Regions from separate parts of the Homo sapiens genome. Here region 1 is linked to region 2. Evidence: chromatin contacts called from ENCODE Hi-C data. All regions are on one chromosome and are shown on one strand. The core of a region is the stretch at or near the end of the contact, and the rest is flanking DNA. Distances in the headings are between cores, read along the strand shown. Region 1 overlaps GRK7 (G protein-coupled receptor kinase 7). Region 2 overlaps RASA2 (RAS p21 protein activator 2).

Region 1 (2,700 bases), core at 53-2,552, 220 kb before region 2:
AAGGCCTTAGATTCATTCCAAATAATTTTCAGGACTAAATTCACCTCTTGGTCCTAAAGACAGAAAATGTCAGCCATGGAGCTTTGAAGGGCACCACCTCCTTGAAGAGCGGAGGTATTTCACTGAGGAGAATGGAATTAGAGGCGCACGCCAGACTTTAAGCACCCACATTCCATTGCAGCCTCCAGCTGAAAAAATTAATTGCCTGCCCTTTATGCCATTTGTCTTCTGCATGTGAACTGCCTCCTCAGAGTAGGGTGGGAGGAGAGAACGCGCCAAGCAGCGTGGAGCAGGTCCAACCACGCTGACCTCTTACAGCTGGGTTTAACTCCTGCAGTTACACAGGGCCCTGCGCCTCTGTCTCAGCAGCATCAGAACCGTCTCCTTCAGTGCATGTGACCAGAACCGCCATGCCCAGGGCTGTAGGGATTGCCCGAGTATCAGCACCTCTTAGTGGAGGGGTGTGTGGGTGTGTGTGTGTGTATGTGTTTTATCCTTTTCTGGGTTTTACCTTATTTTACTTTGGGTTTTATGGTGCCCTTTCCAGACCCACACAGTCAACACCTGGTCAGGCAAAAACCAAGTATACCCAGCATTGGGCGACATCGAACAACAGACCTCACGGGGTTTAGCACGCCTGGCAGTGCCAGTGCCCCTCCCCCATCCCCTCAGGGGCAGCGGGAAGTCCTTCTAGTACAGTAATCTCAAGCTTAGTCCCATCAGGGCCACCTGTCACCAACAGGTGTCCAGACATTGGGGAAGGTAGACACCTTAAGGTGTGATTAAGATCCCAAGCCCGTCCAGATACCCCCTACATTGTTCTTGCTGTTGGGTGCTGGCCTCTTCCATTGACCCTGTAGCTGTCACTCTGAACCGAACTGGCAGGGCCCAGGCTGGCCCTGGACAGAGTCCCAGTGTGGCTCTGGACAACCAGGAACCAGACTGTGACCTTCGCAGTGCAGAGAACATGGAGGGGCTTCTGGTGGAGCTGAGAGGGCACAGTTCACCTCTTAACAGTTTTACAAGTCCATGAAAAAGTATGAGTGTGCGCAGGTCCTTCAAGGTCAAGGACACGAGCAACCCTCCACCTCCCATTAAATCTGAAAACTTGGCAACCTCCAATTCCACTATCAAAAGAAACGGCCGTGTCTTCCCTTGGGGTGGCCGGGCCAGGCTGGATTAGCGACGCAGACGGGGAGAAAGGAGCCGGAGAGGAAGCTCCGCGATCCCGGCGCGGCCCAGCAAAAGCACACTGGCACGCCGAGCCAGAAATCGCCCGCGGATGCCTCTTCCCCCAGCTCATCACAAACCAGATCCAGTCGACAGCACAATCCAAACAGAAGAGGGAATCAGAATGTACATGTTTTGTTTGCCGTGGCAGGAGAACTGTTGAGCAGAGGAAAAAAACAAGCTGAGCTTAGCGCTATCAGCTGTTTCCTGGGGCTCTCTCCTTCCTTCCTCCGAGGGGGGCCTGGCCGCTTTGTTCTCGTTCCCAGCTGCTCCTCTGCGCCTTTAAGCAGTGGCCTTTGCAGACCTCGGAGGAATGCGGCCCTGGGACCCCAGGGGACTTAGCTCGAGGCTCCGCCCGCCCCGCATGCTCGGCCCCAGGCCGCAGAATCAGGAGCGCCGCAGTGTCGCGCGGAGGCCGCTCCTGCCCCTGGCTTCTCAGGGCTCGCTTTCTGCCGCCACTTCCTGGGCGGGGAGGGCGCATCCCATCAGAGGCGGCTTCCTGCTCTCCCTGACACCCCTGGAAGGACACCCATTTCACAGAGCCCACACAGGGAGCCCAAAAGAGGGGTCGTCACAATAACACTTTTTGCAGGCATAGAGTCTGGGGTGAAATGGCTCCCACACTGGCGTTGGTTTGCTGTAGTTCAGATCCCAGCTCTACCAGTTATAAGCCGGTCACCCACAGCCGCTTACTCAACCCCTCTGAGCCTCAACAGTTCTTGCCTTATGGGACTGTGACGAAGATTAAAACGATAAAACAGATTGGGTGTCGACCCAAAACCTGGCGCACAGCAGGCCTGCTACCACAGTATGTATTAGCGGCTGTTGTTACCATGCCTGGGTTCTGGTTGTCTCAGGCAGGACAGCTACACAAGACTCCATCAGACTGAAAGGCAGGGCCTGGCACATGGTCAGAGATCAATAGTTCCCGTTCTTTCACTTGAGCGTGTTCTTCAGTGGTTTCATGTGCTATGAATCTCTCTGGCAGCAGGCTGAGGCATACTTTCCACGGTGCCTCTAAGATGCTCAGAAGAAAACCACAAATGAAACCCCACACAGCTGTGAGGAAGCAAGACAACTGTGAGTGTCTGCTTGGCTCAACCCAGATGCAAGCTGCTCACCCACTGCCCACTGCTGCAGCCTTGGGGTCCCGCTGGCTCCCTGTGCCTCGCAGAGAACAAAGCACAGCTGCAGAGGTCACCTGAGCAACTACAGTGCCTGTCAGGTGAGGCAGAAACAATTGCAACAGCGGGGATTGTGACTGAAGGTCTGGAGCTTCTTGTACAATCATTTCTTGAGTGCCTACCAAGTGGCTGACCCTCGGCTAGGCATTTATCTACTTTGTTTCTTAATCTTCTCATCAACGCTAAAGGCAGGCAGTATTAAGCAGGCTCAGAGAAGCAGTCTGACTTGTGTAAGATCATGTGCAGGGCTGTGGCCAACCCATGAGTACATTTGTGCCAATTAGAA
Region 2 (2,700 bases), core at 110-2,609:
ATTTGGAACATAAAAGCTTAAAGAATCAACCAAATTACACCATATAAGAAGGAATCAGAAGTATAGCAAAAATAAAGAATTTTAAAAATTAAGAAATAAACATGTAAATCTATGCAGTGGAGATTTAGATTTTTGGTAATTAAACAGGACTCCAGAACAAAGTTTATATGCTTAAGAAATTTTTAAATCTCATGTTTACAGTATTACCTCAGGTAAATAAAAAGTGAAAATACTGATATATTTAACAAGTTATATTCCAATAAAAGTTCCTACGCCTTTCACTATACTGCATTCTTGGTTTCTTTTTCTGTTTTTACTGTTAATGCTTATCCAGTTCACCTGCCATTTAATATTTTCTAATTATATGCTTTCAGTTTCATTGCTACTGAAATCTATCTTAGATGCTGTTTCTAAATTAAATGGAATTTCTCTTGTAGCCTTCTTTCTTAGAGAAGAGCCTCTTCAAATTTCTGTGCAATTTAAAAATATCTGCAAAATTAACCTATTTTAATAAATCAGGAAAGTAGATTTTGTTTAAATAAAAAACCTATCAAAATGAAACCTGTAACTAATGAAAAAAAACTTATGGAAATTTACAAACACACACAGTAGCAGATGAAAAAATATAATAAATCCCCTTTGTACTCATCACCAAGCTTCAATAATTAACAACATTTTATTACTCTTGTAGAACATCTTTTAACAACAACAAAAAATAGGATTATTAGCCTCACTTGAAAGACTGAAATGGCCAAGAAAAATGCTGAGTAAATTTAAGTATCAGTTATAAGAAAATACAGCCTAGTGAAATTGGTTTATTTTATCTTTTCTTCATTTTAATAAAAATTAAAAAAATGGAATAAAGCTTTCAGAAGAATGAACACTTACTGGATGATGAGGTCGCAAATGAAAAGTATGAGGTGATACTACGGCTACAGCAAAGAAACGAAGAAATACAAAGCTGCTCACTGCAGAATACTGAACATGAGGGTCATCTGCAGGAAAAAAATGGTGAAATGTCATGCACAAAAACAATTAAAAAACAAAGATGATAAATTAAAAAATATAGAAAAGACATGTAAACTAGGAGAGCAACATAATTTGTCTAGTAAGAACTGAGTTGATGAAATGATAGTGATATTTATGACTCAATTAAAAGAAAACCCCTATGATTAAAAAAATCCAAAAGAAATAAGAAATAATATGAAAAAAGACAAAGCTGCTAGGTTTTCAGAAATATTTTAATTTGAAAAATACCTCTTTCCTCACCTGCAAGAAGAGACTGCTAAAATTACAACAGAAATAAAAGTAGTATCTAGCACTACCTAGTGGTAACACTGAATCCCTTAAGAGTATGATACAAGGCTACTTTCAGTTTTAGGTTCTTGTTTCAATATCCCCCCCAAAAATCTTGATAATATCAAAAGTTATGCAACAAAAACAATTAGGCAGAAATGTTTACTTTAAAAAGCTATCAACAGTCCATAAATAAAAATGCAGATGAACTGAAGACTACTGGTGGCTTTGATCATTCACCTACAACTTTCGTTTCAGACTGGAGTCAACAATTTACCCAACAATCAGACAGATGGTGGTGAAGCAGATGGTGAGGGAAAGAATCTTTAGGTTTGGTTCGAGTTTTAACTCTTCTAAGTCATTCAGTAGGTAACCATTAACAAGTCGTTTAATTTGTCATTCTTTAGTAATATCTGCTTTCTACCTGCTGTCTGCTCTGCCCTCCTTCCCCCATTCTTCTAGGGTAGTAAGAACAACAAAAACGAGAGAATATGAAACACTTATGGCAACAAAACTGTCACTACTATAGTCTACTGAGGATATGATAACCATATTAATAGTTAAGTCAACAAAAACATAACTAAAGAGATACATCTGCATGTATATAAAAACATAAAGTGTTGGCCGGGCGCGGTGGCCCACGCCCGTAATTCCAGCACTTTGGGAGGCCGAGGCAGGTGGATCATCTGAGGTCAGGAGTTTGAGACCAGCCTGACCAACATGGAGAAACCCCATCTATACTAAAAATACAAAATTAGCCAGGCGTGGAGGCACATGTCTGTAATCCCAGCAACTCGGGAGGCTGGAAACCTGGGAGGCGGAGTTGCAGTGAGCCGAGATTGTGCCATTGCACTCCAGTCTGGGCAACAAGAGTGAAACTCAGTCTCAAAAACAAAAACAAAAACAAAACCCAAAAAAACCCCATAAAGTGTTTAAGATCATTTATATAAACAAGAATTAAACTGCTAAAACAGATTTAAGGCCAAGATCACCAGTTAGTATAGAGTATAGTGAATGGCAGCATGTAGTTTGGAGTAGACTAGGCCCAGGTTTGAGGCCCTGCTTGCCTGTTGGCCACGCCACAGACCTTGGTAAAGTTACTCAGCTTCTCTAAACCTTAGTTTCTCACCTAATGGGAGTAGTACCTACCTCATGTGGTTTTGTGAAGATGAGAACAGGAGACAATGGAGGCTAACACACTAACACTGTGTGTGTTACTAAGTAGTCAATGTGGTTATCATGATTTAACTATTTAAAAATATAATTTCAATGAGCATTTCACCTTTCCGTGTGCCTCTGGCTCCCCTTATTTTTGTTATGAAGATTAGATTTAGTTACTTATTTGCAACTATAATTAGCAAAGACATTTAGATCTAAATTTATCTACATGTTAGACAACTCAGC

Evidence for each region. Hi-C counts contacts between places; a loop is a spot of excess contacts on that map. Pooled maps may share reads with other maps.
Region 1: a loop to region 2 is called in a pooled map, with 4 times the contacts of the local background. The contact joins two enhancer-like sites. A Hi-C loop is called at or near these places in 5 of 37 single-sample maps with no recorded cell type and 6 of 50 pooled maps.

Annotation. Positions count from the first base shown.
Region 1 is chr3:141,796,238-141,798,937 of GRCh38, reverse strand. The region is part of intron 4 of GRK7 (G protein-coupled receptor kinase 7); the gene reads right to left. Among named protein-coding and RNA genes, the nearest start is that of GRK7, 34 kb to the right of the region's middle. RefSeq lists enhancers at 1,259-1,378, 2,049-2,108. Within about 2 kb of position 1,302, at least 32 of the 41 ENCODE cell types and tissues checked have a DNase peak (open chromatin) inside an H3K27ac peak, as active enhancers do.
Region 2 is chr3:141,575,295-141,577,994 of GRCh38, reverse strand. It overlaps RASA2 (RAS p21 protein activator 2), which reads right to left. Exons shown (of 24, transcript NM_006506.5): 15 at 889-995. Among named protein-coding and RNA genes, the nearest start is that of RASA2-IT1, 52 kb to the right of the region's middle. Within about 2 kb of position 1,359, at least 2 of the 41 ENCODE cell types and tissues checked have a DNase peak (open chromatin) inside an H3K27ac peak, as active enhancers do.